Regions from separate parts of the Homo sapiens genome. Here region 2 is linked to region 1. The links are chromatin contacts, found by Hi-C or POLR2A ChIA-PET in ENCODE. All regions are on one chromosome and are shown on one strand. The core of a region is the stretch at or near the end of the contact, and the rest is flanking DNA. Distances in the headings are between cores, read along the strand shown.

Region 1 (4,524 bases), core at 1,867-4,366:
GCACCCCAGCAACCGGACAGTGAGTGCTTGCTGCCTTTTCCCCATTCTGCTTCTTGACCCACAGGATGGTTCTTGGGGAAACAGTACACGTAATCCTATTGAAAGATATGACAGTGGGCTCTAGTTTCCTGCGCTACGAGTGTCTTCAGATTCTTTCCAGCCTGGTACTTTCACTGGCATTCTTTTGCATACACAGCCAGGCGCTGCTTTAACCAACAACAGAGATCCAGTGAGCATCTACTGAGGGGCTGTTATGGGCCCTGACTGTGCCAGGCCCTGTGACTCACAGGTACTTGGGACTCTTTGGCTCTGTACTGTTAACTTAGAGAAGAGTTTATTTCTTCTAAAAAGTTACAGCCTGACGAGAATCGCTTGAACCTGGATAGCAGAGATTGCAGTGAGCCGAGATCGCGTCACTACACTCCAGCCTGGGCGACAGAGTGAGACTGTCTCAAAATAAAAATAGTTAACAGCCTGCAAGATGGCCATCCCTCAGACTGGAAAGCACAGCCTCTGGCCAAGACCAGAGATGGGCACTTCAGAGGAGGAGGAGGAGGGGTTGGGGCAGGAGGTTTATGCTGAATGGGTTGGCTAAACATGCATATTCAGCAGGTGACAGGAGGAGCTATGAATATTCATGAAGGCAGTCCTGACGCATGCATCCTGAACAAACATACAATCCACATTCACTTTGGGGTGGAGACTTAACATTTAAAATGTATTATAATGAGGTTCTACACAGGCCAGAAGTGGTCCATCACTGTGGTCTCTTATCTGGACCAAGTTACTGAAATCAGTCTCTTGTCCAATGAAACTGTAGTTATGGCTGGTGGAATAGGGGCTGGGGGATCAGTCAGCATCCGGTGGAACTGCAAATTGGTTTTTATTGTTTTGAGACAGGGTCTTACTCTGTCGCCCAGGCTGGAGTGCAGTGGCGCCATCTGGGCTCACTGTAGCCTTGACCTCCCAGGTTCAAGGAATCCTCCCACTTCAGCTTCCGAGTAGCTGGGATCACAGGCACACACCACCATGGCCGGCTAATTTTTTTGATTTTTAGTAAAGATGAAGTCTTGCTATGTTGCCCAGGCTGGTCTCGAATTCCTGAGCTCAAGCGATCCTCCCACCTCAGCCTCCCAAAATGCTGGGATTACAGGTGTGAGCCACAGTGCCTAGCCTTTTTGTTTAAGTTTTTTGTAAAGATAGGGTCTCGCTGTTACCCAGGCTGGTCTTAAACTCTGGACCTGAAGCAATCCTTTTGGAGGCTTCAGCCTCCCAAAGTGTTGGGATCACAGGCATGAGCCATCATCTCGGCCACTGCACTGTTCCAATATTGCTTAGCTCAAGGCCAGTGCTTATTGAGCTACTAAGAGGAAAAGAAAAGCAGTGTGGCAGTAGGAATATAGTTTAAATGTAGGGTGTGTGACTTAACCCTTGCCTGGCATGACCTTAGGTCCTATTCATAATTTGGTATCTTATTGCCACTGGTGTCCCCTTGACCGCAAGGGGGTCCATTCAGTTGTTGGGGGCTTAGGATTTTAATTTTTTTTGAGACAGAGTTCTGCTCTTGTTGCCCAGGTTGGAGTACAGTGGTGCAATCTTAGCCCACTGCCTCCCGGGTTCAAACAATTCTCCTGCCTCAGCCACCCGAGTAGCTGGGATTACAAGCATGCGTCACCATGCCAGGCTAATTTTGTATTTTTAGTAGAGACAGGGTTTCTCCATGTTGGTCAGGCTAGTCTCGAACTCCCAACCTCAGATGATCCTCCCGCCTCGGCCTCCCAAAGTGTTGGAATTACAGGCATGAGCCACCGCGCCCTGCCAGGATTTTATTTTTAGTTTACAGTGTTGAGGGTTATGGGATGCCCAGGGCCTGGGGAGGAAGGGGACAGGATGTGTCCGTCCTAGTCTGAGGATGACTTTTTTGAGTTCAAAAGGGGGCGGTGGACGCACCAAGGCACAGTCCTGAGGGCAGCAGGTGCAAAAGTCCGGCCCTCCCAGAGGTGTAAGGCCTTAGAGGGATCCCAAGCATCCCTGGGGCTCAGCCTCCTGGACCTGACCCCACTGCCCACTCTTTTGGCTGGTTCCACTCTCCCCTGCATCCCTCACGTTGTCCCCAACAGGAAGCTGTGGGAACCTGTTCTCAGGTGTAGTGCACCCGTTGGGGTTCTAGTTGGCTGGATCCGCGGGGCCGTCAGCTGCAACTGTGACGGCGGGGAAGCGGGACGGGATGGTGCGGATCTACAGGACCTCGCCTCCAGGTGGAACCTACCTGCTGAGCCAGGGATTCTTCAGGATACAAACCCAGTCAACTCCAGGCAGAGGGTGGGAGCGTCATGCACCGGCGACACAGTGGAGGACGTCATGGACGGGCAGGGAGGCAGCGGCAACCGAAACTAGCGGCTCAGTCGGTGGCCGGTGTGCGGTCAACGGCCAGGGCAGTGGGACCGGAAAGACTCAGTGTAGTTGTCAACTGTTGCGACCTAAAAGGTTACTCCAAAACTTTAAGCGGCTCAAAACAATAGACGGCGCGTACGGGGCCTGCAGCGGCCACGGGACCGTGGGAAGCAGTCAGTACCCGCCACAGGCCGCGCCTTCCGGGTTCCGGGTTCCGGGTTCCCGCCAGGGAGGAGACACGCCCCCACCTGGGCAGGAACCAAGCAGAGCCGCGCTCCACCCAGGCCGGAACCAATGGGAGATGCGCCACGACCCAGGCCGAGAAACGTGCCGCTTACCCTTCCCCCACGACCTGCGCCGCGTCGCGCGCGGCCGAATCTCCCGCCAAAGCTGCCCCCGCCCGCCAAGGCGCGACCTATCAGCGTCGCAGAGGCCCGCGGCGGCCCGGCCGCCTCAATCCCGCGGGTGGGGGCAACCTTTTCCTCAGGCCTCTCCTCAGCCCACGGCGTCCATCTGGCTCCCGAGCCGAGGGCCGGGCAGTCGGGCTTCGCGGCTGCCCGCGGTCCCGAGGCCTCGCCCTAGCCCCAGTCGGCTCGCGAGGCGCGCACAGCTGAGTGGACCCCTGCGGCGTGGCCCGATGGTCTCGCCCGACCCGGCGCGCGCGGGAGGCCGAGGGGCGGGGCCCGGCGCCCACATAAAGGCGGTTGGGGGCGGGGCGCGCAGAGCTCGTGAGCGCCGGCGCGGGGACGCGGGTTTCTGCCTCAGGCCCTGCCCTGCTCTACTCTGCGCTCTCTGCCCGCGCCGCCGCCGCCTCAGCCTCGGCCCTGCGCTGCGCGCCCGGCCCGTGCTGCCATGGCCTGCCGCCCGCGAAGCCCGCCGAGGCATCAGAGCCGCTGCGACGGTGACGCCAGGTGAGGCCGGGCTGCGCGGCGGGCGAGGGAGCGCGTGCCCCGTGGGGCGGGGGTTGTGCGGGGCCGGGGTGTGGGAGGGCGGAGGTTGTAAGGCGGTCCCGAACCTCCCGTGCCCAGCCGACCGCGTCCCTCCCCGCAGCCCGCCGTCCCCCGCGCGATGGAGCCTGGGACGGAAGCGCAGAGCCGACGGCAGGCGCTGGAGGCCCGAAGACGCCGAGGAGGCAGAGCACCGCGGCGCCGAGCGCAGACCCGAGAGGTGGGCGCGGGACCCGGGGGTCGGGGCGCGGTGGGGCCCTTGACGAGGCCGCGGGCTCCAGGGACCTCGTCGCGCTCTCGCGGTGCCGGGATCGGTCAGGTCGGCACCCTGCGTCCTTTTATCTTGGTCTCCGCGCGGCCCGTGGACTGGGGCGGCCGCAGCAGGCCTGGGAGGCGCTGGAACACTCCGGAAGCCTCTTGCCAGGATGGGAGTCAGCTGAACCGGCGTCAGCCCGAGTTAGCCAGTTCGAGTCTGTGTTGTGCTCCCGGGAGAGGTCAGGGTCTCTGACGAGCTTCTCGTGAACACGTGGAAGTCAGGGACACCCGAGTCCCGAGGAGAAGTGAGTTGACAGGGCTTACCTGCTTGGCCATTTTCTGGGTTAGGCAGTGTGCAGGGAGGGTGGAGATGCGAGCGAAAGGAGGGCTTGATGGGGTGGGACGGCCGAGGAGGGTCTGGAGGAAATAAGCAGGGGTGCCAGTGGTCGTAGTGGCGGGGCTTTTCGGGGCTGTGGTTAGAGAAAACTTCTCGAGGGGCTTTGGGGTGGCTCGTCCCGCACTGGGGGCTTGTTGCTCCTGAGTTCCCTGAAAGGCGTGGTGACTTGGCCGAGATGGAGCAGTGAAGGTGGAGGGAAATGCGTGGTTCGGGATAGGCTTCTGAAGGCAGGACCTGTGAGACTTGCTGATGGGTTGGGGATGGGAGGCGTGAAAGGAAAAAAAAAAATCGGACCCAACTTCACTGTGCCAAAAGGAAAAAATTATGCTGAGCGCGGAATCATGCAAGAAACTACCTTTGCGTTACTTTTTTTTTTTTTTTTTTTTTTTTAAAGACAGGGTCTCACTCTGTCTCACAGGCTGGAGTGCGGTGACGCGATCTTGGCTCACTGCAGCCTCCCCCTCCCGGGTTCAAGTGATTCTCCTGCCTCAGCCTCCCCAGCAGCTAGGATTACAGGCGCATGCCACCGCG
Region 2 (4,397 bases), core at 37-2,536, 5.2 Mb before region 1:
TGGGCAACAGGAAGTGTTCTAAGACTGCTGTAAGGACTAGCCCGGTCCAGACAAAGCAACCACCAGTTTCCAACAGGCAACCCACCGCTATAAAAGCTAGGCAAGACAGCAACTAGGTGCCAACATCCTACAATACTGGGGACAAGACAGTGAGCATTTTGTCCCCAAGACACCACCACGACTACCCTCCTCATCTAGCCTCAGTGCGTGAAATAACCAAGGTGATGCCCAGGGACCTCCAGTAGGGGCAAAACGCACCGGTGCCTATAAAACCTTCCCAAGCAAAGCTTCCAATTCCACGCTAGAGAAAACGGCGTCCTATGCAACTTTAGGACAGAAACGACTTCACGTGGCCTGGTCAGGCGCGGTCACCCCGGGGCTCGCAGAGGCTGGCTCTGGAGTCCACAGGGTCATTCTCCTATCCTCCTGACCAGCTGTTCCCATCAGGACCGCAACCCACAGCCTAGAGAGACTCCTGGCGGGAGGGAGACCAGGAGTCCCCGGACTTACTCCTCAAGGCAGCTACCCCGGCCCCGAGACAGTCCCCGGGCCAGGGTCTTCGCGGCCCGGTAATGGGAGGCTCCAAGGCGGAGGCAGAGAGATTCCCTAGCCCAGGGACAGACGGTTCGCGTGGGTGGAGGTCCAAGGAGGTCAGGGCTCCGAGATGAAAGGGGGTTTCGCGGGTCAGGGGCTCCAGGGGTAGAGGGGTCAGAGATGAAAGCGGGGTCAGGGGCTCCAAGGAGGAGGGTCCGCTGCCTGGGGACTGAGGGTCCGAGGTGGAAGGGGGCTCCGGGGTCGGGGTCTGGCGCACCGAGGCGCCTCTTCTCAGGCCGGGAGCCTCGCGTCGGAGTAGGAAAACTTTTCGTCAAGTTCCGTAAAGGAGCGGGACACAGCGCGCGCCTCCGCGAGGGCCGCCGAGTCCCGAGAGTCGCCCCCGCCCCGGAGGCCCCGTAACGGCACCCCGGGCGCCACGCACGCGCTGCCCTGGCGTGCAGGAGCCGCGGCCGCGCGGCGAGGGACACCCAGCAGGACCCGCGCCCGGCGACCTGCCTCGCCCCGGCCGCTCCCCGCCTCGGCCGGCGCTGCAGCAGGTGGCGGCCCCGCGCGCCCTGCCCTCCCTCGCGGCCCGCGGCCCGGCCCTCGCGGGAGGCTCTCAGTACCGGAGTTAGCGCGGCTCCGACGCCATCCCCGGGACCCGTGGGCCCGCAGCCCAGGCCCCGCGGGACCGGCAACTCGCGCGACGAGGACGCCGGGCACGCGGTAGGCAGCGGGTCCGACCCGCAGGTGCGCGCGAGCAGCCCGCGGCGAACAGCGGCGCGCACCCTCGCTTCGCCCCGCCCCCTCGCCCGCCCCCTGGGCACGCCCCCACGCACTTGCGCCCCGCCCCCTGCCGGCCCGCGCCCGTTCTTCCGCCCGTGCCGCCGCGTCTGGAGCTCGGCGCTCGCCCGGCTGTCCCTCTTCCGGGGGCCGCCCGCCGCGGGCCTCCGGAGCGGCGTCGCCGGCCCTTTTTTTTTGCCGGAGAACCAACCGGAGTGGCGAGGAGCTGCCTTGAGCGGGCCTTTGTGCCCGCAGGGCCCCCACGGACATCCGACAGGGGGCCCCTTACCTGGTCGGCTCCACCCGCAGCCATCTTGGAAGTGGGAAGCGGCCGGGAGGGGGAAGGGGCTCGAGCGGGCAGGGCTCAGGCGTAGGGAGCCGAGCGGCGGAGCGCATCGATGGGGCTCCCCTGCCCCGGCCGGTGTGCGGGAGACGGCCCGGGCCCCGCCGCGGAAGGGAAGCTTTGCGTGACACCGGAGCTCAGGCCCCGCCGCGGTGGTCTTGGGAGCGGCGCCGTGGCGTCCTCCCAGCCAGCCTCAGTCTCTTAATCTATAAAGGGCTTTTCCGAACGTTCTCTCTTATCGCGCTGTGACACGGTGCCTGGCGCTGTAGTTCCCAAACTGGTCTGCACTTTAGTATTGCCTGCGGAGCTTTTAATATTCTGAAGCCCAGGCCGATTAAGTCACAGTCTCTGAAGATGAGATGGAAGCATCATCAGTTTGGGAAGCTGTGTAATGTGCACGCGGGTTTGGAAGCCACTGGCCTGGCGTTATCTGCATATTTGGCCTCAACATTGCACAAACTCCAGAGACGGGATCTATGATCAGAGCCATTGTACAAAGCGGGAAACGGGCTCAGAGATGAAGCCCTCCGCCCAAGGACCCGGGTGGGTCAGTAGCTGAGAGGGGCAGAAGCCAGGTTCCCTGCCCCAGAGCCCTCCATGAGCTGGTAGAGAGTATGTGAGGAGCCCCTGTTGACGGGCAGTGGGTCTCCATTCCCCTTCTAGGCTGTGGGTTCCATGAGGAAAGCCGGGCTTATCTTGTTTACTGCTATTTTCCCTGGGCCTGGCAAATAGTTGGTATTTGACGTTATTGGGTTGTCGTTAGACTCTGGGGACTTGAGGGCAAGAGGAGAGACCCAGCGCTGGGAGCCAGAAGTCCTGGATTTCCACTTGGCTTTGGCTCCTGCCAACCAGGAGCCCTGAGGGTTGTCACTGGCAGATAAATTACCAGAGAGGAAACCCGGGAGAGACTGACTGCAGCCCAATCTAAGGGAAGACTCAGCCACTCAGAAAGGTCAGGGGCAGGAGGAGTTTCCGCATTACAGGAAGCATCTGGAAGCATGAAATGGAAGATTTGTCTCTACTGCGGTCGTTAGGGATGGGCTAGGGAACCCCGAACTTGGGTCTCCTCTCCAGCTCATGGCTGTAAAAACCCTGAGCATCTATGAGATATGACGCAGAAGCAAGAGAGATTTTTAAAGGCGATCTCTTGAAAGCAAAAACATTAACATCCCTCGCAGTGCTGCATCACAGAAACTTTATAAATGCTTAAATTTCTGGGGGTTTTAAGTAAAAATAATACGAGGCCTCCTTCATACCTCTTAAAACAAGGCCTCCCCAGCTTTTTCTAAGTAAACCCTAGTGGAAAAGTACAGACTGCTTCAGTCGTGACTTAATTAGCAATTTAATGCGTTGGATTAATAGATCTGCTTGGGGCTCCCAAATCCCTTCCAGCCCTAATTCCGAGTCTTAGGGTCTAAAACCCTACAATGACAAGGAACCATTGTTCTGTATCCAGAACCGAAGTCTGTGGTCCTGCAGATTTGCACCTGGCGCCCTCTGCCTGCCTTTTCCTCACTCGCCATCCTGCTGCGCCCACTCCGTCTCTCCCGGAGCCTGTCGTCACCTGCATCCGCAGCGTGATTTGACCCACGCCTTACCTGTTGCCCTCAGCGCCCAGACGTGTTCTAGACAAATCTTCATTGCAACTTGAGTCTGACAAAATTAGCACGGCGAGCAGGATTTAGCCGTGTGGCTGTGTGCGGTCACTTCACCTTTCGGCACCTCCCTCACCCCCATCTCTGATGTGCAGATAATCCCGGGATCAGGGCGGTCAGCCCTGGATCTCAGCTCTGCTGGTCCTGAGGCGTAGACCCCCATCATAACTGGCTAGATGAAGCCATCTCATTCCCCATGCAGACTCTACCTGAGGTTTCCAGAAGGATTATCTCCCCGCAGTAAAGCCATCGCTTAGTGTGGACAAGATCCAGGCCTCTTAGCTCCCTCTCATCAGTTCCAGGCAAAGGACCTACGCATGGGAGCCGCTGGGCTGGCTAACTCCTCAGGTCTCCCGGAAGGCTTCCCTGCTCCTCCCCAACCTTCCCACCTGTACAAGAAACATGGCGTCTCCACCTCCCAAGTTGAGTTGTAGTGAGGATTAAACAAGTCTAAATGAAATGAAAGTTCCTAGCATGGTTGGAGAACTCTTGGCACGCCCCCCTTCTCCTCGGACACCCCATTGAGGGACCTTTTCCAGCCTGACCTCGGAGCCTTCCGAAGCTTGCTAGGCAGGAAGGAGCCAGCTCAGCTTGCAGTTGGGGAGGGGAGTGCCTTTCCCAGGGTGTTCAGTGTCCATGGAAGCCAGCCCTGAGCACCCGCTCGTTGCCCGCTCGGGCTGGGTGCTAGGGACCCCAGGGTGACCCACAGCCCACAACTCCTGCTCTTTCAGGGCTTCCAGGACGGACAGAGGTGGCATCTTGAAAATGCAGCCTTGGCCCTGCACCGTGGCTCATGCCTGTAATCCCAGCACTTTGGGAGGCCAGGGTGGGCAGATGTCTTGAGTCCAGGAGTTCAAGACCAGCCTGGGTGACATGGCAAAGCCGCCTGTCTACAAAAAAATACAAAAATTAGCCGGGCTTGGTGGCACACACCTGTAGTTGCAGCTACTTGGGAGGCTGAGGCAGGAGGATCGCTTGAGCTGGGGAGGCAGAGGTTGCAGGGAGCCAAGATCACACCACTGCACTCCAGCTTGGGTGACAGAGCGAGACCCTGTCTCAAAAAAAAAAAAAAAAGAAAAGAA

What was found. A loop is a pair of places that touch in the nucleus more often than their neighbours do. ChIA-PET counts read pairs that join two places held with the same protein, here RNA polymerase II (POLR2A). Pooled maps may share reads with other maps.
Region 2: a pooled map shows a loop between it and region 1 (11-fold over the local background). The contact joins the promoter of TBC1D14 here to the promoter of SLBP in region 1. A Hi-C loop is called at or near these places in 3 of 50 pooled maps. POLR2A ChIA-PET finds 5 or more read pairs at or near these places in 2 of 52 experiments (BJ and CD8-positive, alpha-beta T cell).

The regions. Positions count from the first base shown.
Region 1 is chr4:1,710,911-1,715,434 of GRCh38, reverse strand. It overlaps SLBP (stem-loop histone mRNA binding protein), which reads left to right and starts at 3,116. Exons shown (of 8, transcript NM_006527.4): 1 at 3,116-3,305; 2 at 3,445-3,561. The coding sequence starts at 3,247. RefSeq lists enhancers at 1-70, 191-300, 2,280-2,569 and silencers at 2,700-3,609, 3,620-3,739.
Region 2 is chr4:6,906,715-6,911,111 of GRCh38, reverse strand. It overlaps TBC1D14 (TBC1 domain family member 14), which reads right to left and starts at 1,286. Exons shown (of 14, transcript NM_020773.3): 1 at 1,161-1,286. RefSeq lists an enhancer at 550-619 and a silencer at 860-1,919.